Regions from separate parts of the Homo sapiens genome. Here region 2 is linked to region 1. Evidence: chromatin loops called from intact Hi-C (ENCODE). Cell type or tissue: endothelial cell of umbilical vein. All regions are shown on one strand. Each heading gives the region's core, and the rest is flanking DNA. Links, peaks and the distances in the headings are about the cores only. Region 1 overlaps FRAS1 (Fraser extracellular matrix complex subunit 1). Region 2 overlaps ANXA3 (annexin A3).

The links. Hi-C counts contacts between places; a loop is a spot of excess contacts. Peaks named below come from ENCODE experiments on the same cell type or tissue, not always from the same donor. Only the 100,000 strongest peaks of a DNase experiment are listed, where the experiment ranks them.
Region 2: it touches region 1 in a loop (2.4-fold over the local background); 2 of 110 quality-filtered maps call a loop at or near these places.

The regions. Positions count from the first base shown.
Region 1 is chr4:78,509,043-78,524,886 of GRCh38, forward strand. FRAS1 (Fraser extracellular matrix complex subunit 1) reads left to right here. Exons shown (of 74, transcript NM_025074.7): 64 at 2,232-2,464; 65 at 4,350-4,510; 66 at 6,757-6,971; 67 at 10,289-10,439; 68 at 12,481-12,588; 69 at 13,607-13,766. Among named protein-coding and RNA genes, the nearest start is that of ANXA3, 35 kb to the right of the region's middle. In endothelial cell of umbilical vein, for the core only: a CTCF peak has its summit at 8,210 (motif pointing left); DNase peaks (open chromatin) are centred at 8,199 and 9,709.
Region 2 is chr4:78,583,592-78,599,435 of GRCh38, forward strand. ANXA3 (annexin A3) reads left to right here. Exons shown (of 13, transcript NM_005139.3): 6 at 2,669-2,759; 7 at 7,953-8,032; 8 at 11,790-11,846; 9 at 12,203-12,296; 10 at 13,728-13,823. Among named protein-coding and RNA genes, the nearest start is that of ANXA3, 40 kb to the left of the region's middle. In endothelial cell of umbilical vein, for the core only: no CTCF peak of the experiment used is centred there; a DNase peak (open chromatin) is centred at 8,000.

The DNA.
Region 1 (15,844 bases), core at 3,736-11,735:
GGGAGAGAACTGGTGTTGTTCTTTGTTACTCAGATAATCAAATTCCTTATGGTCCATGCATGGCATTTGGAATAAAACAAATAAGCAGGTGCACAGTCTTTTTACTCTTATACATAAGAAAAGGTTATATGCTGTAATAGAAAACTAAGCTAGTTAGAAGACCTGTTTGCAAATTCTGGTTCTGCCTGTTTTAAACTAAATAATGTTAAGAGGTTACTTAATCTCTCTGAGTCTCAGTCTCCTGATCTGCAAAGTAATAATTCTTTTGCTTGGCTACTTGACAAGGTCATTGAAAAATGTGACCTATAAATGACAAAGTCAGTGAAAAACTCCAGATAGGCGCTGTTGATTACTATTAATGTATCTCCAATCGTTCAATAAGTATTAACACATAACTCCTTATGGACATGAACCAAAGTTTCTACCACATTTCTGTAATGCAGTAGAAACATGGCCCAAAATGGCCAGGACATCGATGGCACATAGAGGGGACCAGTTATTAAATAAAAGAATAGAATGGTTGCTGAATGATCAGCACGTTACAAAGCTCTATGGGAGGCCATGAAAAGACATTTGTGCAGCAGTTGCTGTCCTCAAAAAGCTTAGAGACCAACACCCCTGACACCATCAGAGAACAATGAATAGTATGTTTTCCCAACCTTAACAAACAGCCCACCACAGTGATCCTGCACATCATACTGATAAAGCTGGTTCTCTTCCAAAAGTGAGCTGAAAGCAGTTGAGATTCAGGCTTAGTATATAGTACCTGGCATGTAGTAAGCATCCAACAATTCTTGCCTAAAATTATATCACTGAATGATTTTAGACATCAGAGATTTCTTTCAGACCAAATTTCTCTAGATTTTCCTGTTCATTCCACAGTTTATTCCCACTGTAATAAGAGCTTCACTGGGATGAATAGCAGAGGAAAACCACTAGACATAGATGGGAGGCTTTGGATAATGCAGGGTCGTTCATACCCACTCTCTTTGGCACAGCTTATTCAGAAAGGCCTGAAGAGCAATTCTTTTGCAACATAACCTAGTTCAAATTTAAATAGTCTTCTCTATTATTAAAAAATCAACATGGCAAGAATTACCAGCTTGTTGTTTCTTAAGTATCTATTTCTGTCTTCAACAAAACTGTAAAGGAGGTGTGGTCTGGTTGGAGCCAAATGTACATTTTTAACAGATAAATTTATGACTTTATGCTTCAGGTTTTCTTCTTGCAATGAATTTGTGACTAATACCCTTTACCCTGGTTTCCGTCACTTTATCTTGATTTCTTCAATTATTTATTTAATGCCATTCTATTATATGCATTCTTGTAGGATGCCTCAAATCCCTTCTGTACTAAGTTCATGTATATATAAATAAGTAAAGCATTGGCAGCTAATTAAAAAAAAGTTTAATGGAAAAATTTTCTTTAGTTTTTAATGGACTTCAGTGAAAATTGTTTTCATGGGTAAAATGTATAAGTTTGTGTGATTGCTTTGTGAGAGGTCTGTGGCACACAGAACTACTGATTAATTTTTCTTGTTATATACTTCCCTATGTAAATGCACACATAACCTAAAGAGTCCTGGTGACCTACATTGCCTCTGCATAGATTGAGTTAAGCACTCTTAGGGCTTCTGTATGTTTGGGGACTTGGAGGAATCTGTGGAAAGACCTTCAAAGACTAGAAGGTGTCAGAGGCCAAGTTCTCAGCTTCAAGCCTGCATGTTATTATAACCCTTGCAGTGTGTGGTCACTGGGTAGGGAGATGGGATGATCGAGGGAGGATAACAGTAGGATAAAGAGACCATGAGAATTCCTGGGAAGGAAGCATATTTCCTCTGTCTCCTGACATCATGCTCTCAGCAACAGTGATTTGGAGGCCAACCAGTCTTGCTAGAAGCCTGAATAACACTTGGGTCATCCTTCTGCTGAGCCTAGTATATAAAGAGAACAATACTATTAATGGAAATCATTCATCTATGGGTTTGTGCTCCACATCTGTCTACTTGCTTGTTGACTATCTTACCCCCTTAGGCTATAAGTACTCACTGATCTGTCTCAAGTGTCTGGTTCATAGTTAAAAGTCAATAATTACGTGATGAATGAATGAATAGATGGAAAAATCAATGGATGGGTGGATGGATGATCTTTACAGATTAACTTGAACCAGATCATGTAAGGAGCTGTTTAAGTAGGGTACTCACATTGGAGGTGATTTTTTCTTCCTGTTAGGTCCTGGACAGCATTTACTTCAGCCGGAGGTTCCATGTGCGTTGTGTGGCCAAGGCTGTGGACAAGGTGGGCCATGTGGGGACCCCCTTAAGGAGCAACATTGTTACCATTGGAACAGACAGTGCTATCTGCCACACACCAGTGGTGGCTGGGACATCCAGAGGCTTCCAGGCTCAGTCCTTCATCGCAACCTTGAAATACCTGGATGTCAAACATAAGGAGCATCCGAACAGGTCAGGCAGGTGGTGCCTTCCACCACACATAGATTGAAGTGAATCTCAGGTCTCCTTTGTGTGTTTCCCAGGACAATCAATAAGGGATGCTTCTGCATGATAAAAATGTGATGATGAATGCATCAGTAAAAGTTTAAATCTGTGAAGGTCCCTCAAGCTCGGGCCCCCTGCCTATCTTCCTAGTCTTTCTCTCACCTTGTCATTTTCACCGGCCATTCCAACCACAAGGAATCATGAGTAACTTCCCAAGTGCTACAGACTCTTACAGGTTGCATATCTCTGCCATGCTGTTACCTCAACTCTCCCTAACCCCCTTCCACTGGCCGGAACCCTACTGTCCTACAATACCTACTGCATGGCATCTCTTCTAGGGACATTTCCAACATCTCCCCTAATTTAATTTGGAGGCTTCCCCTCCTGGCTTCTCTGGCACCTGTATATGCTTCTTTTAGAAGATTATTAGCATTCACTCTCTCTGCCCTTTAGTAGATGGTAAGGCCTGAAGACCATGAGTATGTATTTTGAGTATCTTCTGCCAGTATAGTGCTTCTTGGCATCTAAGAGGCACTCCTAAATATCTACTGAACAAATGAATAATAACATTGTAGAAATTAGGAGACATTGGACTTAATTTTTTTCTGGGCCACCATGATGGGAAATGGATGTTTTCATTTTTGCATAGCAAAAAAGAATTTGTGTATGTTATGCGTATTTATTAAACACTATAGTATTTAAGTGTGTGCCTTTATGAACAACTCAGTTGCTCATAAACTCAGAAAAATGAGTTCCTTTGTATGAATAAAACATGTTTGAATGAATATGTACATGCTTCTTTCTTTCCTGACACAATAAAATGTATCTTGGTGACCCCTTCCTAGAAAAAAGGCCCTCCTCTTCACTTCCAGGGTTCTGATTCTACTTAAAAATGTGACTCTTTGCTCAGAGAGACAAGTATATAAACTCAAAACACACTTTCAGTAAACACGCTCAAAGTTTAAACTGGTACAATGACAAAAATGCAACCCATAAGTACTATCATGTTGCAGTCTTAACCAATATTTATTAAACTCATTTCTTATTTAGAATTGTATACTATGTGCCCTGGAGAAACAAAAGAAGTGAAGGAAATATTCCTTGTCCTCATAGTGGAGAGGCAAGACAAACAGAGTCTGAAAACATTTGAGAAATAGCAGCCAATATAAATAAGTTACAGATTTCCTGGTCCAAAGGCTGCCTAAGAGCTGAGGATGTAGATCAAGGAACAGCACACTGCAGATTGAGGCTGGCGGGGCTGGACACGTAGTGCTGATAGGACTTACAGGCAGACTGGAGAGAGAAGGCTGTTTTCAGTCAGGAGAGACAGTATAAGTAGCTGGATATTGTAGTTTCTCAGATTTGGCTGGGTAGAGGAATTGGTTTTAGAGTTTAAAAGCTCAACGATATATTTTTGACTCAAATACTTAAAAGAAATGTGAGTGTCAACCTTACCTAACTTCCATAGACATTCACTGTGACAGAGCAGGGGAACAGGCCCTCTCTAGTCACTCAGCTTTAGCTCCTGAAATAACAGAGTTTCCATTAAAAAGCAAAGGAGAGCTTTAAAGTAATTTGTGGTTGTGATGTTATCTTTTCCTGTATAGAAAAAAAATCTATAATTCTAGATTACTATCAGTCCTCTGTCTGGAGGGTCTCTTAGAGGGAAGCAATGATACTATGTGTATATGTATACCCCCTGTTCAGATAGAAATCCTACCTGGAAAGCTTCAGGAAGAAAAAAAAATGGTAGCTCATTGGTGAAGACAAATTAGGTGATGAGAAAGAAGTATGTCCTATTGACCATTTATAGCAGTCAGCTAAACATTTATTTCTGCCTTTTTCCCCCTAGAATCCACATTTCGGTGCAGATCCCACACCAGGATGGAATGCTGCCCCTTATCTCCACCATGCCGTTGCACAACTTACATTTTCTACTGTCTGAGTCCATCTACAGACACCAGCACGTCTGCTCCAATTTAGTTACCACCTATGACCTGAGAGGCATCTCAGGTGAGATTGACAAGTTCAGGACTGGTCTTTCCATGCTAGCCCAGTGCAGTTGACTTTCAGGATATGCCAGAGTGAGAACTGCTTTTCATGTTTTCTGGTCCTCAGAATCCACATATTAGTGGTTTTCCTTCTAGCACACATGCAAATGCCATCAGTTCAGTCAATGCAGTGGACAGGAAGAAACAAGGACTTTGGAATCACACTGGTTCAAATCCTTATTCCACTGAACAAATATAGTTTGACCTTTCTGAGCCACTGTTGTCTATAAAGTGGGAATAACAATTGCTACCACTCAAGATGAGGATTAAATGCGTTGACATTTTTAAAGCACCTACTATGGTATATTTTAGTGTCTTCATTCCCTTAGAGTGAGCATGTTTACATTGGTGCTCCAAAAACCTGTTATAGAAAGCTGAAGTGAAGATGGTATAGGATGAGTTCTCCAGAAGCAGGAGCTGAGAGGGAGTTTGGGGTTACAAGATGTTTATTAGGGATCAATATCTGTGAAAGAGAAGGAGCGAAACAGGATTGGGCAGAGGGAGAAGTCAAGCTGCAATGCAGGCTGAAAAAGCCATCTCGGCCATGGCAGGGAGCTCTGGAGAGACTTGTCCTACTTCCAGCTGACACAGCCAGACCCTTATAGCCTACCTAGCTAAGTCACTGGATGCAGGCTGCCCCGCAAGGGCATGACCTTGGGCTGAGCCAATATGCAGCTGACGCAGAGCTGAAGGAGCTGACAGCTGAGGCAGCGCATCTCTGTGTTCACCACAGCAGACATTTGACTTTACAAAGAATTCTGTCCATTTCCATTTACCTTAGCAAGTGCACATTAAATGCATATTTCCTCCTTTCACAAATGATGAAACACTTAACAGTGTTTTTGAAGACAGAAATGCATTCATATTCTCTTTCATATTCATTAAGCATCACTTTTGGTCATGATGGTCTTTATACAGTAGAAATTAGCTGAGTGAAAATTATTTATAAATCACTGAGCTACATATGAAAGTTTAATTGGTCCACATCTGTAGCTAGTGGAAGAGACATACTGTGTTTAAATACTAAACTTTGCACCTGTTCCTGCTTAAAAGCAATTAAATTCAAGACATGTTAATTGAGTACCTAGTCATCATGGGGCAGAGGGCTAGGTGCTGGGTCTCAAGCATTCTAAGATATTTATCAACCCTTTTAAAATACTACAGTTGCTTTTAGTACTATAAAAATTTTAACCCAGCCGGGTGCAGTGGCTCATGCCTGTAATCCTAGCACTTTGGGAGGCTGAGGCGGGTGGATTGCCTGAGCTTAGGAGTTTGAGACCAGCCTGGGGAACACAGTGAAACCCCATCTCTACTAAAAACATAAAAAATTAGCCAGGTGTGGTGACGTGCACCTGTAATCCCAGCTACTCGGGAGGCTGAGACAGGAGAATCGCTTGAACCCAGGAGGCGGAGGTTGCAGTGAGCCGAGATCGCACCATTGCACTCCAGTCTGGGTGACAGAGTAAGACTCCATCTCAAAAAAAAAAAAAAATTTAACCCTCATATTCTAAAATTGTGTCTGTGTTCAGCTCCCTACTGCATAAAGTTCTCCCTTAATTTAGAGCCATTCATGTGCTTGGCAGCATTTGATTAAATAATTTTTGCCTGGCACAGGTGAGAGTTACAGGCATCATTAGTGACCTATTTACTCACTAACAAAAAATTAAGACTTTCCCCCGACAAGAGTTCAGAAACTGTATGAGCAAGAAGTAGTCAAATGTAGGTATGCTGGCTTTTTTTTTTTTTTTTGAGATGGGGTCTCAAAAAAGAAATTTTAAAAATCACTCTTAAAATAATAATTCACCAATGAATGAGCCATACAGTAAATCCATTTCTTCAGCAGTGGTGGGGACATATATGAAGCACAGGACCAGACTTGCCAGGTATAACAGGCAAAGCTTCAGAGAGTTTTCCTTTCCAAGTTCTGCCGCCTTCATTCATGGTATCATTTGCTCACCTTTTCCTCCCTGGTTCCTGTGGTCTCTTAGAGGTGGAGTCCTCCATTCAACACCTGGCAACAGCAGTTAGCAAGCGCTTTCCAAGATCCCTCACATTCTCCCTGCACATTGGGAGCCCTGGGTTGCTTTGTTAGTAGGGTCTCAGGTGATTGAAAGTGCTTTTAGTGCAAAAGGGTGAGCTCTTCACCCCACCCTGCTCCTTGGCATCCACAAACCAAGTTATCGTTCCTTGTTCTTCCCTCCCTGGCAGAGGCAGGGTTCCTGGATGATGTGGTCTATGATAGCACTGCCCTGGGGCCTGGCTACGATCGCCCCTTCCAGTTTGACCCCAGCGTGCGAGAGCCGAAGACCATCCAGCTCTACAAACACCTGAACCTGAAGAGCTGCGTGTGGACCTTTGATGCTTATTATGACATGACTGAGCTGATTGACGTCTGTGGGGGCTCTGTAACCGCTGACTTCCAGGTAGGTGCCCCGGGGCTTGTCTGAGGACTCTGCATATGGGTGCCATGGTCAACCTTGTTTGTTCCTGAAGCACTTCAATTAGCACTTTGCCTCCAGAACTGGGACAACCAACTAAGGGAGTCTTCTTTATAAGTCCCTCAAGCAAGATCTTGGCAGCACTGAAGCTAGAGAAGGCCCCCAAAGTCCTCTAAATCAAGTTAATGTGGAAAAAACTTACTGTCTGGCATACTCACTTATGTAAAAATCCAATATTTACTTCTCTAGGCATATATGTTTTTGTATTTATAATGCATATATTTTGGAAAGCCAAAAATATTTACATTTGATGCTAGGGTTATTACTACATTGATATATTCTCTTCCCCACCTGGGAAAATGCGTCAGATGATGCAGCCTGTCTTTCAGAAGATAAGAAGAGCTCTGTTGTCCTATGCATTGTGGAAAGATAATTGCTTAAAACATTTTTATTTCACACCTGTTCCAAACTGCCAGCCCCCACAAAAATAGACACTTTCTAAAATATATATTACCATTAAACATTAGTGTGTTAGTCTATTCTCACACTACCATAAAGACAAACCAGAGACTGGTAATCTATAAAGAAAAGAGGTTTAATTGACTCACAGTTCCACATGGCTGGAGAGGCCTCAGGAAACTTATAATCATAGTGAAAGGGGAAGCAGACATGTCTTACATGGTGGCAGGTGAGAGAGAGCAAGCAAGAACAAGGAAAACTGCCTTATAAAACCATCAGATCTCATGAGAACTCACTATCACAAGAACAGCATGAGGGAAACCACCCCCATGATCCAATCACCTCCCATCTGGTTCCTCCCTTGACATGTAGGGATTATGGGGATTACAATTCAAGATGAGATTTGGGTGGGGACACAGAGCCAAACCATATCAATTAGTGACAACTGAAAAATTTATAGCAAGAAGCCAGAGTCAGAGAAGGGCGGTTATATCAAAGGGCCAGTGAGACTAGGCTAATCTGTCCTCATGGGAAAATTAATTCTAAAACAGGTTCTATCCAATTTTGAGCAGTTATCTCAATGAGCTAAAAACTAGTTAGATGTTTGTTCTTCATTTCAAATCAGGTTTATCCTCACTGAAGGAGAGAAATTATAGAGGGATTTACAGTAATTATTTAGAGAAAGTGTCTTTGATTAAAATTTGTCATTTTCTTTGTGGTGCCTCTCAGCCTGGTTTCCTCTCATTTTGTACACACTACTGCCATCTACTGAAGAGAATTTTAAGGCGTTCATCGGTTTTCCATTTCTCCAGTTGTATAAACTTTGACTTTGGAAAATGCAAAACTAAGTGATTTTGTTTCTTTCCTGGCCCTTCAAAAATTAGTATTCTCTGTTCTTTATGATTTTGCTGTAATTACTGTTTGAATATTTTTATTCAGAATATGCTTAAAAACTCAAAGACAAGGATTTGTTATATATAATCCCACTTTTAAACCAACACAGAAAAAACATGCACAGAAGTATTTTGTTGTTGTCTGTTTCTTTGAAAATAATTGAAATTACTGACGTATGATAGGAAGAATATAGAACTTAGAACTAAGGCCTAGTTGGTACCTTTTGCTGTCAATCAACAGGCTTGGACAAGACATAACCTCTCTGAACCTCTTCTGAAATTGTACTAATAATCTCAACATGAGAAGGTGCCTTGCACAGTGTGCCTGGTGTAGAATAGGCATGCAGTAAATATTTGTTGGGTTTTTTTTTCTTTTTAAAGATTAGTGAGTAATATCATGAGGGCTAAAGGAGGATAAACAAAAACAAATGAGGAAAAATTAATTTTGCCAATCAGCTAGAGATTTTATTGAAGTTCTGATAGTGTGATTGGAGCAGGTGTATTTAGCAAAACCTGTGTATAAGGGACAGAACATGGTACAAGGTCCAAATACAATCTGGAAATTTTCTTTAAAAAGAACAAAAAGAGGGGCTGGGAACAGTGGCTCATACCTGTAATCTCAGTACTTTGGGAGGCTGAGGCTGGAGGATCACTGGAGGCCAGGAAGTTGAAGCTGCAGTGAGCTATGATGGAGTCACTGCATTCTAGTCTGGGCTACAGAGAGAGACCCCATCTCTTGAAAAACAAACAAACAAACAAACAAACAAACAAAGTAAGGCATGTCAAAATGGAATTTTTCAATGAGTATGGAGTTAGTTGAGTCTTTTGAGAAAGTTGGCATCAAATTTTAAATCCCTGACAACTTTGAATATTAAAAAAAAACTTTAGAAAAATATTAAAACATTTGGTTTTTTCCTTAATTACCCATAGAAACACTTTATACTGTATTTTCAAACAAAAGAAAAATATAAGTCCCATAGTATATTATAGTAATTAGCCAATGATAAAATAAAATTGTTTTAAGCTAAGTTTTTTTGTTGTGTATATATATATATATATATATATATATATATTTATTTATTTATTTATTTGTGGAAAAAAGTATAAAAATATTTTAAAAATGTGTGAACTAACTCCCCATTCACACACACATATACAGCTAGCTTCACCACAAAAGCTTCTGCTACCATTCTGTTATCTTTCCATCCAGTTTTGTTCATTACATAGTAAAATGAAAATGATTGGGCCAAATTAAAAGCAGGAACACAAACTTCCTTAGAAGAAATGTTCTCTTGGAAATGTGATATGCTGCCTTTTCAAAACTCTTTCCAAAGCATAGCATGGGACAGGAAATTACTGAAGTACGTGCAGCTCTGAGCTGTCCATTGGTGAGCTTCCTATATATGATTTCAATGCTCCGGCCCTTTGTTCCTGGAGCAGGAGATGAGAGCACTCACTAAAACATCCTGAGTTAGGCACAGGCTCCTCCCAGGCGTCTGGATGTGGGCATCTTCCTGATGATGGTTGACTTGGGCTCTCCCACAGGTCACTGGCAAATGATCAATACAGGGAGTTTGTACTGAGTGGTAGATCCCACATCCACCGGGTTGATCCTTGAGAATAATTGTGATATTCTCAAATTTCAGCCAAATCTTCTAGCAACTGAACAGAGCTCATTCTCCCACTTCAAAAGTATTTTTGTTCAAGTGCCACCTCCTTAGAGAAGCCTCTGCACGTGACCCTGTCGAAAGAAGCATCCCGGCTGCTTTCTATTCCATTAGTTCCTTTATTTTTTTAAATAAGTAAGTGCAATCATGGGCACTTGCTTAATAATTATTGAATAAGTGTGTGACTACATGGGTGAATGAAAATGGAACCAAGATGTGGTGATAGTATGTCTTTTCATCCCAGGGGAGAAATAACTCTGTGTGCATACTGCTTCCTCGGCAGGTGAGGGACTCTGCCCAGTCCTTCTTGACAGTGCACGTGCCTCTATATGTGTCCTACATCTATGTGACAGCCCCCAGGGGCTGGGCCTCCTTGGAGCACCACACCGAGATGGAGTTTTCTTTCTTCTATGACACTGTTCTCTGGAGAACAGGTATGCCCACTGACGCCTTAACTATCCCTTTAGTTAGGGCTTCACTCAAGCAAGATTAAAAGAAGAGTAGTGACTTTTAACAGTAGCTGCATTTCTCATCCTGTTATCCCGAAGACAAAGTGGGGCCACCTCAAAGTGCAGATCTGTGGTTCCTGAAAAGAATGATGTCCTTCTGTCCTGATGCTGGAAGGTCTCAGCCCAGATAGCTAAGGTCCCAGCGTAGAGGATGGCAAGTGACAAATGAGTCCTCTACTGCCCGTTAGGGATTCAGATGGGTGTGTGTTCTTTTGGAATATAACCCAAATGATTTTCATTTTCTCCTAGTGAAAAATTGTGTGGTTCTTGTTTTTACAGAGCAAAAGGATCTTCAAATCAGATGCAAGGAAATGGAAAAATGTGTCAAGAGCACTTGAAATATTTATGTCAAGTAGCCCACTTTATTCATTTGGCAAAGAGTCTGCTCTTTAATTGCATCCTCCAAAGAAGGGATTTTAACCTTCCGAAGTCAAGGGCTGTGATACTGAATGTTTAAAATGACCTTTCCCTCAGGCTCATCCCCATTACTGTCCTCTTTGGGAGGAGCCTCCAAGAACTAAGTGGGAGGCAGCCCTTCAGCTGGGAGCCCACACCTCACCCCCACTCAGTTTCCACACCTCACCCCCACTCAGTTTCCACACCTACCTCCTCCTACTGCTTCCACATAGATGCTCCTTAAAACTCCCCAATTTTCTCCTCCGTTCTCTCCAATCGTTCTTGGTTATTTTTGTTTTTCTTGTTTTTTTTTTTTTCCTCATTTTTAGTGTCCTGTACTTCACACACTACCCCTAACCTATTTCCCCAAACCCATTTCCCCTAAATTCTGCTGCTCCCATCCTCCCTGTTTTCCTCTTCAGGGGTGAGGTGCTTTATCTGGGGCAAACATACTAAAAAAAATACAAGAGTTTTCTTTTGAGAAAGCTTCATCTCTACTAATTGAAATTACAGTCATCATTCATATCTATTAGTGTTTGGTTCCAGGACCTCCCACAGACACCAAGATCTGAGGATGCTCAAGTCCCTCATATAAAATGGTGTAGTATTTACATATAACCTATACATATACTCCCTTATGCTTTAAATCATCTCTAGATTATTTATAAACCTAATACAATGCATATGCTATATAAATAGTTGTTATGCTATATTGTTTAGGAAATAATGACAAAAAAATCTATATGTTTAGTGCAGATGCATTTTTATTCTTATATTTTCTATTTGAGGTTGGGTGAATCCACAGATGCAGAATCCATGATGTAGAACCTACAGATACAAAGGGCTGGCAGTGTAGTCCTTTCTTCTGTGAAATGTCTTAGGCTCAAATCATTTTTGGCTTTATATTTCTCATGGGAAAATAACTTCAGGCAGCTTTCCCACTCTGGGTCAGATAATTCCTTGAGCTCTTGTTTTTGTTTTGTTTTGTTCAAGTTCATGTTTCTAATCCTTACGTTACTCTTTGGTTTTGTTCTTTCTGAACTCACTGGGGACCATGACTACAATTTCCTTTATTAAAGCCACAGCTTTCTTGTGTCATGTTGGCTTTCTACAAGCTGGCTTTAATTCTCCTTTGGTTTGAGTACTAAATGTAGCCACCAGGACTTTGTTTATACCTCTGTTAAGTCCGGAAAGGTATCTTGGCGAGGAAAAGAAAGTATAATAAGAAGCAGATGTGCTGTAACCATACCCTGGTGTAAAGTTTGATAGTAAGAAGTTTTAAGATTCATTTTTTTGCTGAACCCTGCATCTGGGTTAAGTGGAACTTACAGGTTTGAAAAGTCTATGTCAAGAACAGTGGAACCATTACAAAAAAAAAAAGAACCAAGTGAAATTAGCTGTCATACAATTTTAATTGGCATATGTTTCTATAGACATATAAATGTTATCTTGTTACATTCAAATAAATGTGCAGCTATACTTGGAGGTGTCCTTGGGATAACTTATATGTGGTTGCTGTCAGGGAGGAATTTTCCATGCCCTAGCATTTTCTCTCTGCTTTCCTGCCCAGGAATCCAGACAGACAGCGTGCTCTCTGCAAGGCTTCAGATAATAAGAATCTACATTCGAGAGGATGGCCGTCTTGTCATTGAATTCAAGACCCATGCCAAATTCAGAGGTAATATCAATGCCGTTTTTTTTTTCCAACTTTTTATTAAGAAACATTTCACACATACAGAAAGTTGAAAGAATAGAACAGTAAAAAACAGTCAACAATGATTAACATTTTGCTATACATCCATGTGCACATACATCCATCCATACATATCTTTTTTTGTCACACCGTTCAGAAACAAGTTGCAGACTTCGTGTCAAGTTACCCAAAATACTTCAGTTGACATCTCCTAAGAACAAGGACATTCTCTTATAGAATCACAACATCATGATCACTTCTACGATATTTAGCATTGATTCAATAATATCCAGTCTCTATTCATATTTCCTTTATTGTTCCACAAACGTCTTTTCCACTTATTTTTATATTTGTTTATTTTATAACTGCTTACATAAAAAGAAAGAAGTTCCAGTTATGATTCATATGTTACATTTTGATTGTTATATTGCTTTAGTTTCTTTTAATCTAAAATATTCCCCCTACTTTTATTTATTCACAACGCTATTTCAGTGCAGTTTTAAAGAGTGGGGGTATCTTGCTGATAACATTTACCCTTTTAATGATGTTTATAATTATACCCTTCTACCAAGGACTTCAATGGCCCTAAATGTGACTTTTATCTGATGCTGATATTTCCATTTATAAACTACTGAGACCTTTCTACCTCCAAGAAACATGTTCGTTAGAATTCAAAGCTATGTATATTCAGTGTTCATTGTCACATAAAGACCCCTATTATTGTGAATATACTCATTAGCACCATTTCCACAAGGAATATTCCTATTGTTTATAAATAAATACCTATGACTATGATGACCATCACAAGTAGGACGATGGGCTAGGGTGAGATGCCATTCTATCCAGTGTGGAATATATTCTAAGGGGCAAAATGGGCTAAGCTTAGTTGTTTGAGAGAAGAACATTAATTCAGTTCTCAGGCTTTTGTGGGGCTCTACCAGGTACAGTCAAACTAAAGCTCTACCACAAGTACATTAAATGCATGTGTTTCCCCTTCAAATAGGACAGTTTGTGATGGAGCATCACACTCTCCCAGAAGTGAAATCTTTCGTATTGACTCCAGACCACCTAGGAGGAATTGAATTTGACTTGCAGCTATTATGGAGCGCTCAGACTTTTGATTCTCCACATCAACTCTGGAGAGCCACAAGCTCTTATAACAGGTAAATACAGTGATGGAGGCCTCCATGGGTAGAGCTGAATGGTTTTCCATTTCTTTCAGGAGCTTGGGAAATAGTGCTTTCCTCTGAAGGCTAGACTTTTATTTTAAAAGGGGAATTGATAGAAATAACCCTCAGCTGGGAGTAGTGGTGCTAGCTGGTAGCCCAGCTACTCAGGAGGATCACTTGAACTCAGGAGTGCGAAGCTGCAGTTAGCCATGATGCCACCTGCAAATAGCCACTGCACTCCAGCCTGGGCAACAGAAAGAGATCCTGACTCTTAAAAAATAATAATAATAATTAAAAGAAATGACATTCTAGCAAAGAAAGAAAGAAACAAATCTTGCTCAGATCAACTTCTGATATATAAATAGGAAGTGCTTACACTTATTGCAAGGGTGAGACCAGAAGGGGCACACATCACTTTCACCTACAACCTATGGTGGGGAACTTAGTCACATGGCACACCTGCCTACAAGGGAAGCTGGGAAATGTGTCTAACTAAAACCTTTATTGAATAAAGAAATTTCATTTCAATTACAACAACCAGTGCAAAATATAGTACCTCTGATTAAGCCCATGTGTCGTTTACAAGATTTATTCCTCTCCCAGACCCAATATAGAGGTAGAATAGGAATTTAACAACTATAGTAAAATATCCCCCATCTGTAAAAGGGAAGAATGGAAAAAAAAATTAAAACCACTATGAAAAGGATAAGTGGGCAACCAGGAATCTGTCATAAATATATGATCCCCATTTTATAGGTAATGAGAGTAAGAGCTATATTTAGCATTAAAATCTTACTTCAAATTGTCTTGAGAATCATTTTCAAAAAAAATTTTTTCTTAACTTAAAATTTTTGATCTTATATCAGATATTTTTATTGTATAGTGATTCCTTTGAAATTGATATCTAATAACCTTCAAGGACTGTGCTTCATGTTCTTTGTCCCAGTTTATAGACAGGGAAACTGTCTTCCTTTAAGTATTCTGCTGACATCTTCATTGCCACTTGGATGAAGCCCACCCTCCTTATGCAGCATACAAGGCCCAGCCTCCCCTCTGGTTTCACGTGAAACCCAGCCTTTTATCCACGTTAGTTACTCACCAATCCCTGAACCCACCAGCCCATCCATACCTCCATGCTTTTGCAATTCCCTCAGCCCTTGCTGCTCTTTTCCCCTTGCAAAACTAACTCCTCTGAGACCCAGCCCAGCTCAAATACTGACCCCTTTGTGACAGCTTCCCAGACTTCCCATACAGTACTAGCAGCTCCCTCCTCCTGGTTCCTACTCTGTTCCAGCTTCTGCTGTAACACAGCTCATTATCTTATGATGGTCTATCTGCTGGTCCCAGTTTTTCACTAGATTGTGAGCTTCTCCAGAGTAGAAGGCACATATGATTCATCTTAAATCCCCAGAACCACAGGTTTTAGCATGTGATAGGTTCTGAGCAAGTATCTTTTAGGAGCTTACCTTTGAGGTGAGGAGATAAAATACATAGATAAATGGCAAAATGAAGAACCCCACCAAGCACTCCATGCTAAACACACTGTGAGAGATACAGGATAATATCAAGACCGTAGTTGTTCAGGGAAGAGAGAGCCAGAGGCTGGGGAGTTGTATAAGGATTCCTGAAAGAGGTGAGACAACTTATGGTCCATGTTGTGATATGGGAAATGCTTAGATTCTAGCAAGGAGATTAAAAGAACTGCAAGATTAAAGACAGGTGCCTAAGACTGTGTTTGACATGTTTGAAGGGATCATGAGGAAATGGACCTAAGTAGTATTTAGGAATAGAGAAAAGTAGGACCGAAGGCTTGGGAGGCTATGCTATTTGTCTTGCATTCATTTGTTCAACAAGTATTTATGGAATGTTTACTGTTTGTCAGAGAAGGTTCTGGGCACCTTGAATATATTGGTAAACAAAATAAAGATCCCTAAGTATAGGACTTAAAGTAAGGAGACACAAAACAGTAGACCTAATAAGCAAAGTATAACAAATGTCAGAAGGTGATAAGCGCTATGGGAAAATGAATGGTATGGAGCAGGGTAAGGGGAGACAGAAATGGGGAGACATTA
Region 2 (15,844 bases), core at 3,920-11,919, 75 kb after region 1:
CCAGCCTGGGATGCTGTCTCAGAAAAAAAAAAAAAAAGAAGAAGAAGAAGAAGAAAGAAGAATTGGTTACATGATTATGGGACTGGTTAGGCAAGTTCAAAATCTGTAGAGCAGGCTGTCAGGAAAGGCAGGCTGGAACTCTTGGGCACAAGCTGAAGCTGCTGTCCACAGAAAGAATCTTCTAAACAGAAGCCTTGCCTCTGGTCTTAAGGCGTTTCAACTGATTGGATCAGGTCTGCCGAGAAAGGTAATCTCCCTTACTTAAAGTGAATCGATAATAAACTGAAATTATATCTACAAAATACCTTCACAGCAACACCTAGATTAGTGTTTGATTGAATAAGTGGCATTATAGCCTGGCCAAGTTGGCACATAAAACTGACCGTCATACCCCCTCCTGCTCACCCATTAATGATGTAGCTACACTGGCCTTTTCTCTGCTCCTTGAACATCATAAGCTTATTCTTGTTTTGAGATCTTTATACATGATGTTTCTTCCATCTGGAATGCTTTTCCTCCAGACATTTTCCATTAATTCACTCAAATATATTTTCTTAACTGCACTTATTACTGTCTAAAAGTATCTTGTCTATTTATTTGTTTTTGAGACAAGGTCTCGCTTCATTGCCCAGGCTCTAGTAAAGTGGTGCAATTATGGCTCACTGCAGCCTCAACCTCCCTGGCAAGCCTCCAACTTCAGCCTCCTGAGCAGCTGGGACTGCAGGCACACACCACCACACCTGGCTAATTAAAATTTTTTTTTTTTGTAGAGACAGGGTCTTGCTATGTCACCCAGACTGGTCTCAAACTCCTGAGTCAAGCAATCCTCCTGCCTCGGCCTCTCAAAGTACTGGAATTACAGGTGTAAGCCACTGCACCTGGCCTTTTCTATTTTTAAAATCCATTTGTTTATTATCTTTTTTCATCTAACTAAAAGGCAAACCTCCACCATGGCAGGGAACCTCATTGGTCTTGGCCTATATCTTCTGTTCCTAGAGCAACTCCTGAAATGAAGTGGGTGCTCAATGTATTAATTAATAGGAAGGAGGAAAAAGAAGGGAGCCTAGATCTGAGGCATAAGCCATATTCTGCCTTGCCATCAGGGAATGGAGTTATCTTCTTTTCTGTGGAGGACATATGGGCATCTGAGAAGCAGATGGCAAGATGGAATTTGATGTACAGGAGATTTATTTTGAGAAACACCTGTGAAGGATAAAGAGGCGAAGAGCAGGGTAGGTGGGGTGAACCTTCAGACTGCAGTGGTGGCCTGACCCCTATGAGAGGAGAGAGGAGAGGAAGTAGGCTGAGATTAGGAAGAGCCTCAGTGCATAGTGAAGCTCCGAGAAAACCTTGGTAGGCTGTTGGGGAGCCCCTGAGCAAAGACTGCCCTTTGGAGGAGTTCTGTGTTGGGCGCAAGTCCAGTACCCCTGTTGTTTACAGTCATTGACTGACAGCCACCTGGAGAGGGCATGACCTCAGTGTGAACTTTGGTAGACCCAAAGGTGTGGCAGTTGGAGGCTGTTAGCTAACTGCGTTCTTTGCAGCTGATTCTCTTGAAGTGAAATCTGAGCATTGTTTCTCTATGGCTACCCAAAGGGGAGGGTTTAGCAGGTGTAATTGTAAGGATTAGATTCACCAATAAGTATTAGAACAGTTTCTCTTTTACATAAAAGAAATCCAGGCTGTGGTGGCACCACCATTATCAGAGACTCAGTCTCCTTCTATCTTGAGGCTCTGCCGTCTTTAACTCATGGTTTTCACTTCCTGGCTAAAGAAGGCTCATGACTCAGCCATTATGTCTTCATTCCAGGCAACTCAAAAGAGTAAAGGACAAAGAAGGGTTCACTCCCTCACTCTAAGGATACTCCCTGAGCATACATATGGTACTTCTGCATATATCCCATTGGTCAGAGTTTAGTTTCTGGACATATTTCACTGTAAAAGAAGCTGAGAAACATAGCCTTTATATGGGTAGCAATGTACCAAGTTAAAAGTTGGGGGTTCCATTACTAAGCAAGAAAGACAAAAGAGATACTGTGGTAAACTAGGAATCTCTGCTACAGAGAGACAGAATTCAGTCTCTGTTCATATGCTGCACTGGCCTTATTCAATCAAGTCGTAGTGTATATGACTTTTCTTGGAGTCACAGTGTGATTCAGTGACCTTGATATAAACAGGACTGAGAGGTAATTAGTCCCCATGCCAGCCAGGCCCATGATGCACATTACTGAGGATTTGAAAGGCTCCCTGTATGAAGAGAATGATACATGCTGATAGACCCAGTACAGTGATGCAAGGATGAAATCATTCAAAAGTATTATAGAGCCTTTTCTAAACATAGTGGAATGTTTGAATGTTGGTAGGGTTAATCCTGTTAGACTGTCACTTCTAATCTTGAATGACACAGGCTTTTTCTTTTATACTATTTCTTTCCAGAATTATTCAATTGATTTTCACACTAGAGTGAAAAATTTGCTGTCACTTTATTCCAGATGATTTATGTTATTACTAAAATATATGGAAAAATAGAAAACGAGAGCAATAGAGAACCTTGTATTGATTTACTTAAAAGTGTCCTTTCATCTATATAAACAAGATAATAAGACCAAAAGGCATGAGATTAAGTTATTTAAGTGTTCTAAAAATTAGATTTTCTTTTCCTTTTTAGGGCGCGGGAACAAACGAAGATGCCTTGATTGAAATCTTAACTACCAGGACAAGCAGGCAAATGAAGGATATCTCTCAAGCCTATTATACAGGTGTCTTATTTTCTGCTTACCTTCACCACTGTTCACACATATTTGAGCCAATGTTGCTTTTCCTAGAATCCTCTCAATCTCTTCATGAGGCATTTTGAGAAGACAAGACTTACAGAAACGAGAATACATTCTAAAATCAGCTAAAGACTATGAGTTTCCAGGAAAAATTGGAATATGATCTGAGCTAGAGACTGCTACATAACAATAGCATTAATGCTTTACATTTATAATATTACAGCTGCAGTGGATTTTGCTCTCGGCAATCTCTCATTAATTGAATTAACCATTGTCATCAATGTAAGAGACTCAAATCGTATTTTATTTTTAGGCGTTAGAAATCACTCAGATTAGATCCACGATTTTGGGTGTGGGAAATTAGATTAATTTAGAGGATGTGTTGAGCATAAGGATTCAATAGAAGTAGCTAAAGACCTAATAGTCTGCTGGCTGTGTAAAATTAGAAAGACTCTGAAATGTAATTCTGACTGTAACTACCCAGGGTTAGTGTGACTTCACAGGTTAAGGTCACAGTCCCCACAAGACTACCTTCACCTCAGACACCAGCCCACAAGCTCAGGTGTTTTCAGGCTACACGTGCTTTTAACCAGCTGGCTACAAATTCAGGGTTCTCACTACCCTCTCAGGTTGAATAGCACACTAGAATGACACAGAACTCAAGAAAGTGCTGTGTTCACAAATGCGATATTATCATAAAGGAAACAAATCAGGGCCAATCAAATGTGGAGACTGCATATGGAGATATTTGGAAGGGTCCAGTGGAAGCTTCCACTCTCCTGACCATTGATATATCATTACCAACCAGCAAGCTCACTTGATTATTGGTAGCCTTAGTTTTTATTGGGGTTTCGTTATATAAGCATGATTGGTTGAACCATTGTTCATGTGATTGAACCAGTCCACCTACACTCCCCAGAGGTCAGGCTGATATTGTGGCTCAAAGCCTCAACCTTTTAATCATATGGTTGATCTTTCTGATGTGACCAGCCTTTATTCTGGGTCATATTGTTAGCATAACTGAGCTGTAGTCCAAGAGACCAACCATGAATAACAAGGACACACCTATGACTTGGGAAATCCAAAGGATTTAGAGTTTACCTCCCAGGAATCAGGAATAAGACCAGCCCAATTCTCTACTATTCAATGGCCCCATAGAACCCTCTCCAAGTACTTTAAGGGAGCCACAGTTTCTCTGTTTGTGTCTCACAGAGGTCAGTTGTGTCATAGCAGCTTTTGCAGTGGGAGAGGTCCAAAGAAGGAGTACATATTGGTCCTCATGTAGGTGTTAAAGAGGATGCTTTGGGAGATTCTTGTTAGAAGGTAAATACCTCAATGTCAGGTGACTGTTTTGTTATTGATGTACCAATTGGGTTCTAATCAGAAAAACAGAAACAGCACTAGGTATTTTGACAGATAGAATGTAATATAAAGAACTGCTTAAAGGGCCGGGTGCGGTGACTCACGCCTGTAATCACAGCACTTGGGGAGGCTGAGGTCAGCGGATCACAAGGTCAGGAGTTCGAGACCAGCCTGGCCAATATGGTGAAATCCCATCTCTACTAAAAAATACAAAAAAAGTTAGATGGTCATGGTGGCGTGCACCTGTAGTCCCAGCTACTCAGGAGGCTGAGGCAGGAGAATTGCTTGAACCCAGGAGGCAGAGGTTACAGTGAGCCGAGATGGTGCCACTGCACTCCAGCCTGGGCAACAGAATGAGATTCCATCTCAAAAGAATTGCTTAAGCTGGGCACAGTGGCTCATGCCTGTAATCCTGGCATTTTGGGAGGCTGAGGTGGGCAGATTGCGTGAGCCAAGGAGTTTAAGACCAGCCCAGGCAACATGACAAAACCCCGTCTCTATAAAAAATACCAAAAATTGGCCAGGTGTGGTGGTGCACGCCTACAGTCCCAGCTCCTCAGGAGGCTCAAGTGGGAGGATCACTTGAGTCTAAGAGATTGAGGCCACAGTAAGCCTTGATCATGCCACTGCACTCCAGCCTGCGTGACAGAGTGAGACCTTGTCTTGGAAAAAAAAGAAGAATTGCTAAACACCTTTCAGAGGACTGAAAAAGCAAAAAGGGAACAAAAGGATTCATGCAGGTTATAACCCCCCAGACCTGAGACAACAAAGGAAAGAGGTTGAGGCTATCAGAAACTGGAAGCTAGAATGAGGGACATACCTGGCTGATGTCGGGACCTCAGGGGCTCAGAGCAGAGGCTTAAGGAGCAGGAGTTCAGATCTCTGAAAAGAGGGCTCCATCTGTAGGTACTGGAGCCAGTACCTACACGGGGGTCAAAGTGACTTTTTCTAGGAAGCTGGAGCCAGTTGCTGCTGTCGGGGTGAACAGCCTTCCCTGGGTTGACACTGACATGACTAGCCGTCAGATAGCTTGCACTTCTTTCCACCTCCTGCCTTCCAGTCCCCTCTACTCCCCAGTACTGGTGGAACCTAATAGGGAGCGGGTACAGACAGAAGTAGACAAGAGAATTGCTTAATCATTAATGCACAAAAGAGTATGTTTTAGGTGTTTAAAATATTTCAGTTCAACAAGGTTTACATATTTTACAAAACCCATCAGAACCAGGCACTGTTTCCCAAGTTGGCTTGGTATTTTCTGGTGTTTCTTAGAAGAGCCACTGCTCCCCAAGTGGACCTGCCCTGTGACAGATCCCTGGAGCCCAGCATTTAGGTACAAACAGTTCCAGGATGTGAGCTTTATGAGGATGAGGATTTTCGTCTATGTTGTTCACTGCTGTATCCTCAGTTCTAAGAACAGTGGGGCAGATAAGTGCAAATATTTATTAAATGAGTGTCCTCAAAATTGAGGTTAAGGTCTTAAGAGCCAAGTGAAACTTTTACCATTCAGGATAGTGTTGTGCAGATATGACAGATGATAATAGCACAAAGTTACCAGAGCCTCAATTTCTATGTGAGTAATGCTCTCTGAGGCTACAAAGGATACAACTGCATCAAGGTTACCTTGGTTACTAGAGATTAATGATACACAAGAAGATCAAGAAGGAAATTGTCTCAATCATGCATAGCCAAACTTTACAGAGATTAAAGTCACAGCACTACCCGAGGGACCCAGTTATGTTGTCACTCTCTCGGCAGCAGGCATCCATTGCTCCCCATGCTAATGTTTTCCGTGACAGTAACTGCTCCTCTTCCTTTTTGCTTCTAATGTTCTTGACACCAGCAAGTAACATCCCCTCCCCTACCACATGGTGTTTGTCTACCCAAGGCTTATAAATATTTGTGCATAGCTTTTGGTTATTCTTGGCTACTGTTTTCTTCATTATTTCCAGGAGTCTTTTGGTTCTTTGTTATTCTATTGTCTTTGTCTCCTTTTCTGTGTCACTCGCTCCCTAAGAGAGAAGATACAATGGGTTCAGGAAGTCACTATCATGTTGGCCCTCATAAAGGGACCAGATGTCTTCTACAGCTTATTCAGTACAGTGGCACAATAGAGTCTAAATAAAGAGAGATCTAAATTCTTAACTTTTTTCGGTATTCTAAAGTCAATGGTGTGTGAGAGAGAGAACACTGAAACAGGGATCAGGGACTCAAAGTTCTAGTCCAGGCACCTGTACTATTAAAATATTCTATTTGATTTTATACTCTACTGTGCCTCAAAATGGATAAAGTAGTTGTCAACTTAGGTTGAAATAATTTTTTACTCTAATATCCCACAAAATATTTGAAGGAAAGGGAGAGGCTGTGTGAAATGACTTATAAAGTCTCATCTAAATAATTCCAAAATTACAAAATACTTCCCCAAGTTCTAAGAAATGGGATATTCATTCTTCTACTTGATATTTTCAAATTTAAAGTTTTTTATCTAACTAGAATGAAGGATAGATGTAACAATATCACAACCATTAGGTTTAATGATGCCTACTAAATATTATTATTTAGAAAAATAACACACTTTTTTGGTGGATTTTGCTTATATGAATTGCTTTGAAAAGTTACAGATTTCATAAAAAAGAGACTTACTAAAATCATGCTGAAGAAGTTTCCATCTCAGCGCAGTTCTTGCTATTGGATAATCTCATATCACTTTCTATAATTGTCTTTCATTGATTTAAATAGATGAGAATTCTCATGGCTAGTATGGCTAATTTATAGAATTCTTGAGAATGGTGCAGACAGTTCAGATAGCCACATGGTGTCACCTACAACAAAGGGTATAGTGGCTCCAAGAGAATCACCACCCCATGGATGGGGCAGACAGAGATTTAAGACTGATGGGCACTGCACATCACAGGCCATGCAAAAGGGGCTACAACTAGTCAGTACTAAAATATATGAACACACAGTTGGCATTTGTAAAGGGAAATGGCATGTTTTGGGTAGCTTTCTTACTTTTGGGAGATACGAAAAAATATGGTTTAATTATATTCATTAAGATTAGGGTTAGATTCGATAAAACAGAAAAATTACAGTGGCTTACAAAAGGTAGAAGTTTATTTCTATCATATGTAGAAGTCTAGACATTGGCAATTCTAAGTCTAGTATGACAGCTACTCAAAGCTTTTAGGAACTCAGACTTCTTCTTGATTACTTTTATGCCATCACTAAGAAGTGGTCCTTATCTTCACAGTCCAAGATGGCTGCCCAAGATGCAGATATCAGTTCACATGTAAGGCAGTTGGATGGAGGAAGGACTAAGATGAACATGGCCTCATCCCTTTAAGGAGATTTGTCTGCCTTCATTTCATTGTGAATAACTAAGTTATAGAACTGTACTAGCTAAGAGGAAAGCTGAGAAAGTAGTTTTTAAGCTGTGTACATTATATCTTGCTTAAGGTTAGGGTTCTCTTAGTATGGAAGATGGCCAGAATGGAAATTGAAAGGCACACTAGTAGCTCATCCACCCCAGCTTTTCCACTATGCATCCCTTAGTGCCATTGTCAGATGAAATAAACCAAGATTTGCTCCAGAATGACAACTCTTTCTATTCTTTTGCATCTACCACAACACAGTGCAGTAAGAGTTACAAGAAGAATGTACCATCTCACAACAGAAAAGCATGAAGAAATTAAATAAAAGGGCAAGATTTATCTTATCACATACCCATTCTTTGCTAGTGTTGGCATTTAAACTTTTCTCTGTTTTATAATCATATTTTTCAGTTTGTCAAGGCTTAATTTCATTCTGATTTGGTTTCAGTATACAAGAAGAGTCTTGGAGATGACATTAGTTCCGAAACATCTGGTGACTTCCGGAAAGCTCTGTTGACTTTGGCAGATGTAAGGTTTTATTTTTTATTTTTTAACTCCCCAGTAAGCTGCATGCTCAATAACAATTTTTAGGGAGTTTAAAAATAACCAAACTGAGACAATGAGTTCACAATTTTCCTTATGAAATGGTTTGTTCATTTTACATTTTCATTGCCACCAAGCAATATAATGTTTAACCAAGATCATAAAAGCATACATAATGATGTAACAACAAAGAAAACTTATTTGAGTCAGTAAGTGGAGGTGTTTTGGTCAGGTTTCACAATTTTGACATTAGAAGACATTCTGATACATCATCTGACATACAATATTTATTTCCATTATAAGTGTCTCCATTTTAAAGAACAGGTTTATTTTCTTCTGGACTCTGAAGAATAAATATTTCTTTTGTTAGCTTCTAAATTAAATAGGAAGCATGATACAGAAGAATGATCTTTAGAGATGGGAATTAAATTGAGTATCAGTCTCAGGATTAAAAAAAAGAAAATGATTGCTGCAATTTCAGCCTTGCCACCTTGGAAAAGCTGCCAAACTATTAATCATCATGTGACCTAATGAGGCCACACCTTGCTTTCTCTTTTTAGAAGGCTTATGACTTTTATTATAAAGATGGTAAGGTCAAGGATGAGGTGTATTCACAGCTGTGTGTAAGAGAGAACGTGATTTAAACCATAGCTCACCAATTTTCTTTCAGCTGATTTACATAGCACCTAAATGTGAGAAAATCCCAACAACGGTCTCAGCCTCATGGTTGAAACAGCACCTGTCAAAGTGAGGCATTATGCCATTAGGAAGCGATTTATCTAAATTATGGTTTCAGTTACTTTAAATGTGAAAAACTTATGAAGGTTGAACCCACAACACCAAATTTATGAAGCATTGCTGCAAACATATGCTCTCAGAGGTATATATTCCTAAGTGCACATCTGTTTGTGTATGGACATGAATGCACCCACCCACAGGAGGCAGTATAGAGTAGGGCTCTAGGACAGGGTTCTAGAATCAAACAGGGCTGGAATCTCATGCTGCCAACTAGCTTTGTATATTTGGACAAGTTCTTTAAGTCTTAAAGCATTCATTTTCATATCTGTAAAACTAAAATACTAACAATAACAAGTACTCATAGGGTGTTATGAAGATTAAGAGAAAGAGAGAGTATGTGAAGTACTTAGTGATCAACACAGGGTGGTAGTGGTTAGTATTATATTAAGACCGATGATAATCAGCATTTATGTCATTGGAGCGAGCGTAAGTGAAAGAGAACAAGAAGAAAGCAAACAGCAGCAGGGTATCAGCAGCACAGAAAAGAAACCAGGCAAAAATCAGACAGTCATACAAGGACCTAATGTTTAAAAATAGGAACAAATTCATTTTAAACTATTGTAGCTAAATGTTTCATTCACCTATAATTTGCCAAATAATTCAGGCAATCCCGTGTTTTGGTTTTGTCTCCTGTCTTTCCATAATGTGCTTAAGTATTTGTACATGAACACACATACCACACACACACACACACACACACACACACACACACACACCACTTAAACCATAGAGCCTTTAATATCACAGTTGGGGATCTTTGAGGACTTTTTATTTTTTCTTTTTTGAGACAGAGTCTCACTCTGTCATCCAGACTGGAGTGCTGTGGTGCGATCTCGGCTCACTGCAACCTCTGCCTCCCAGGTTCAAGCAATTCTCCTGCCTCAGCCTCCCTAGCAGCTGGGATTACAGGCACACGCCACCACACCCGGCTAATTTTTGTATTTTAGTAGAGACAGGGTTTCATCATGTTGGCTAGGATGGTCTCAAACTCCTGACCTCAATCAATCCACCCGCCTCAGCCTCCCAAAGTGCTGGGATTACAGGCGTGAGCCACTGCGCCCCGCCTTTGAGTTTTTTTTTTTTTTAAATAAACTTTACTTTTTAGAGCAGCTTCAGATTTATGGAAAAATTGAGCAGAAAGTACAGAGAGCTCCCATATGACCCTATTCTACTCTCTCCTTTCCTTTCCATTATTATTATTATTATTATTATTATTTTGAGACAGGATCTGGCTCTGTTGCCCAGGCTTGAGAACTATGGTGTGATCTTAGCTCACTGTAGTCTCGACCTCCTGGGCCCAAGCAGACCTCCCACTTCAGCCTCCTGAGTAACTGGGACCACAGGTGTACACCACCACATTCAGCTAATTTTTTTTTTTTTTTTTTTTTTTTTTAGAGCGAGAGAAGGTCTCACTCTTGCATTAATTAGTATGTGTATTTATTATAATTGGTGAATGAATATTGATACATTATTATTAACTGAAGTTTATAGTTTACATTAGGGTTCACTCTTTCTGTGATATAGTTCTATGGATTTTAATAAATGTATAATGTCATATGTCTATCATTACAGTATGATAGAGTAGTTTCACTGTCCTAAAAATCCTCTGTGCTCTGCCAGTTCATACCTTCCTCCCCACCAACTACTGATCTTCTTACTGTCTCTATAGTTTTGCCATCTCTAGAATGTCCTATAGTTGGAATCATACAGTACGTAGCCATTTCAGGCAGGCTGGCTTCTTTCACTTAGCTATATGCCTTTAAGGTTCCTCTATGTCTTTTCATGGCTTGATAGCTCATTTCTTTTTAGTACTGAGTAGTATTCCATTGTATAGAATATTTATTTTACCTGCTGAAAGGCATCTTCTTTGCTTCCAAGTTTGGCAATTATAAATAAAACTTCTGTAAACATTCATGTGCAGATTTTTGTATGGACATGTTTTCAACTCCTTTAGTTAAATAGCGAGGGGTGCAATTGCTTGATTATATAGTAAGAGATATTTAGCTTTATTAAAAAACTGCAGAACTGTCTTCCAAAGTGACTGTACCATTTTGCTTTCATATCAGCAGTGAATGAGAGTTCCTGTTGCTCCACATTCTCACCAGTATTTGGTGTTGTCAGTGTTTTGGATTTAAGCCCTTCTAATAGGTTGTGTAGTGGCATCTTATTGTTTTAATTTGTAATTATCTAATGACATACAATGTTGAGAATCTTTTCATGTGCCATCTGTGCGTCTTCTTTGGTGAGATGTCTGTTGAGATCTTTCAACCATTTTTAAATTGGGTTGTTATTTTCATATTGAGTTTTAAGAGTTCTTTATGTATTTTGGATACAAGTTCTTTATCAGATACATGTTACAAATATGTTCTCCCAGTTTGTACCTTGTCTTTTCTTCCACATAAGACCTCTGTGTTGGGTTGGGCACAGTGGCCCACACTTGTATTCCCAGAGATTCAGGAGGCTGAGGTGGGAGGACAGCTTGAGGCCAGGAGTTTGAGACCAGCCTGGGCAACATAGCGAGATCCCATCTCTAAAAAAAATTTTTAAATTAGCTGTGTGTGGTGGTGTGCACCTGTAGTCATATTAGCTATTCAGGAGGCTGAAGCGGGAAGATGGCTTGAGCCTTGGAGTTCAAGGTTATAGTGAGCTATGACTGCAGGACTACACTCTGGCCTGGCCAACAGAGAGTGAGAACCTGTCTCTAAATATATATATATATGAATTTTCGGAGGAGGGAACTGAGGCCCCCAAAATTGTGTGATTTGCTAAAAATTTCATGACTAGTCAATGGCAGAACCAGAACTGGAGCCCTGAGTACATGATTTTTCTGTGCAACCTGTCCTGCCTTAAAGAAAAACCACTAAGATCCCCTGCTGGTTGAAGTACTATGTGTTAGAATCTTCTATCTTTAAAGGATGGCCCTTGTTTTCGTCCTCCTGTTTAGGGCAGAAGAGATGAAAGTCTGAAAGTGGATGAGCATCTGGCCAAACAAGATGCCCAGGTCAGTAACAAAGCGGGAAAACATTTCCTTTACCTATTCTCCTATGTGGCTGCCTTTGCATTTATGTGAAAAGGGAGAAAAATAGCAGCAACAGGGACTTTTCTTTTTTTTTTTTTCCTGTTTGAAAGAGAAGCCTGAAGCTTGGGGATCGGAACCCTAACTTTTTGCCTGCCCCAGTGGTAGTTATCATTCTCCTTGGCTCCTGACAGCCCAATTTTTGATTTCTAGTCTTCTGAAAGTGAGAGATTTAGATAATAGATGATGGCACTGACCTCTGAAATACAACTCCGATTCTTCTCATGTCACCTCTCAAAAAGAAAATAATTGTGTCTCTAATATCATTCTCTTGTGAATAGATTCTCTATAAAGCTGGTGAGAACAGATGGGGCACGGATGAAGACAAATTCACTGAGATCCTGTGTTTAAGGAGCTTTCCTCAATTAAAACTAAGTACAAACTCACATTACAATCCTTTGTGTTGTATGTTGTTTTTACAAATGTTTTTGCATTTAGTATACAAAGATCTAGAAAAACGAAGTTTAAAATTGCGAAGTCTGTTCCAGTTATTCACACTTCAGGAAACAAAATGGGAAAGCTGTATTGTAACTCAAGGAAGTACTGACACTACACTTTTGTTTTTCCATAGAGGCTGAGTAGATTACCTAGTGAGTACCAGGTAATAGATGGGGGAGGGAGGTGGCAGGGAGAAGAAAAGAGGCCACCCTCTAGGGTGAGAGTAGAAGGGCTTGTTCCTGTGGAATGGAGAAGCCCAACTGCTTCCACTCCACCTAACAGTTCTCCCTAGTTAGCCACTTCCAGAAAAGCCAGACACTGCAGGTGAGTCTCTGTTGACACATCAATACTGATTAACCTTTAGCTATTTCTGATATGAAGGTAAGTGGTAGAATGGATCAACTCTTATCGTCAGACCAGCTATTACATGGAATTGTGGGCACCCGCCCTCTTGCTCATGGCATCTCCTAGAACTGTTCTGGAAGCAACAACACCTAGAAAACTAAACCTTCATTTACTGTGAACATCTTCTGACTGTGGCTTCCAGATGCTAGTTTACAGAACAACCACACAGCAAGACCAAGCTTATGCTGAGTTGACGGAACAATGAGTAAACATAAGGATATTACTGTGACTTTGAAATTCTGAAATTGTTCTTTCTTAACTTTTGCATTAAAATCACATTTATTTTATAAAATAATGACAACAGTATGTGATAGTTGCTTTATTCATGTCTTTGTTTGAAAAACAAAAACCAGATAACCCTAGGTCTCTCTCCAAAATTTCTTTTTTTAAAAATGTATTGGGGAAAAATATACTTGGCTTACAAAATATGCCTGTATACTTGGTGACATATGTACAGGTTTTGCTTGGGGCAAATACTGATCAAGAAATTCAAATGCCTTCTGGGAGGTGTGAAGTAGGCCATGCCACCTTAGGAAATGATTCAGCACAAGGAAGTCTTCAGAATTAAGATTTCTTTACCAGAGAAAACATATTTGACTAGTGATTATAGTATCATTTCCCAGGTGCTGCTATAAATAAAATTTAAAATAGCCCAACTTACTGGATAAATTATTTATTATTTAACTATTTAGGCTATTTAAAATGCTTACTGCTTGAGAGAAGGGGAAAGAGAAAGAGAGATCATTGAAGAAAATCATCTAGGGAGTTTGGGTTTTGTTGTAGATGATTTCCTTAAAAAGGAACAAAAGAAAAACAAAAACTTCTGTGCCCAGATTTTCATGGTTTAAAGAGGGAGTTTTTTAGCTTGCTACTTGATCTTCTGCATATCAAATAAAAAACTAGAATATATTCAAATGTGCTCAACTGCGTTGCTTTAAATAATTTTGTGGTGCTTCTTTTTAGCATTTGATGAATACAGAAATATCAGCCAAAAGGACATTGTGGACAGCATAAAAGGAGAATTATCTGGGCATTTTGAAGACTTACTGTTGGCCATAGGTAAGACTTCGAGTGCTGGTAAACTAAGTTACTTTGCACTTGCTTTAACTCAGTGCCGAGGCCTGCTCCTTTTGGGCAAGAATCCTGACTGATCCATTTTTTTTGCTCCCTACAGCCCCCAACATGGTCCAGGATACACACAGTACGCTCAACAAATATTGTTAAATGAATGCTTGAAGAAGTTATTTTTTTAAGTCTTTTTTCTTTTTCTTTTTTGAAACAGGATCTCACTCTGTCACCCAGGCTGGAGTGCAGTGGTGTGATCTCAGCTCACTGCAGCCTCAACCTCCTGGGCTCAAGCAGTCCTCCCACCTCAGCCTCCCAAGTAGCTGAGACAACAAGCATGTATACCACCTGGCCCAGCTAATTTTGTATTTTTTGTAGAGATGGGGTTTCACCATGTTGCCCAGGCTGGTCGTGAACTCCTGAGCTCAAGCAATCCATCCACCTCAGCCTCCCAAAGTGTTGGGATTACAGGTGTGAGCTACCACATCCAGCCATCTTTTTAAATCTTACCTTGCTTTTTAAATTTGTATTTGTCTTGTGACCATGTTTAGCTTGTAGACTTCTTGAGAGCTGAAATATTTTATTTCTACTGGCATTTTTATTGAGCTTTGTTGAAAACTGAGACGTAGGCAAAGCACAGTGGCATGCACGTGTAGTCTTACCTACTTGGGAGGCTGAGGTGGAAGGATTGCTGGAGCCAAGGAGTTCAAGGCCAGTTTGGGCAACATAGCAAGATCTTGTCTCTTTAATTAAAAAAACCACACACACACACACACACACACACACATGCAACTAAGACCTAAGCCAGTTTGGTAATCCACCATATTTGGTTATTTATGAAAGATATCAGTGGCTTTTCTTTTCTTTCTTTCTTTTTTTTTTTTCTTTTGAGATGGAGTCTCACTCTGTCACCCAGACTAGAGTGCAGTGGCACAATCTCAGCTCATTGTTGACTCTGAATTGCTAAAAGATAAGCCGAGGAGGCTAAGAAAGGGAAAACTTTCTTCTTCAATTAAAAAAGTAGAATTGAGATCAGTCTTCATAATTAGTTCTCAGACTGTTCCAGTGGTAATGATACACCTGGTTAATTTTTTTTTCCATTTTACATTGTTAATCTTTTTTTCTTTTTTTTTCTTTGTGACGGAGTCTCGCTCGGTTGCCCAAGCTGGAGTGTGGTGGCGCAATCTCAGGTCACTGCAACCTCCGCCTTCCAGGTTCAAGCAATTCTTGTGCCTCAGCCTCCTAAGTAGCTGGGATTACAGGCACACGCCACCACGCCTGGCTAACGTTTGTATTTTTAGTAGAGACAGGGTTTCACCATGTTGGCCGGGGTGGTCTCAAATTCCTGACCTCAAGTGATCCGCCCACCTCTGCCTCCCAAAGTGCTGGGATTACAGGCTTGAGCCACCACCCCTGGCCTATATTGTTAATCTTTATATTAATTCTGCTTGCTGTTTTTCATTTGGTGTTCTTGCTAAGCCGTAATGTTTGAAAAACTTTGTTGAGATGTACAAACTCTCATTCACTGAGCTAAGGAGCATTCTTGGAAATATATCATTGAATAATGTATTACATTTGGGCTATAATGCACATTATTTTATCATGTAAAAAAAGACCTTATAATTCAATTGAAGTTCAAAATATGTTACACTTTCATTTTGTTTCAGTCTACCATTGGAATAAACCAGTTTATAAAATTTTTTATTGAGATATAACTTACATACCATAAAGTTCACCCACTCAAAGTGTGCAATTCAATGCTTTTTAATGTAGTCACAAGGTTTTGCAACCATCACCACAATCTAAGTTTAGGACGTTTTAATCAGCCGCATAAGAAACCCTGTAACTATTGACAGTCACTTTCCAATCCTCCCCACCCCCTGGCTCCTATAATCATTAATCTACTTTCTGTCTCTATAGATTTGCCTACTCTGCATATTTCATACACAAGGAATCCAATACAATGGTCAACACATAGTTTTTGACATGAAAAACGATCTGAGCTGTGTCATCTT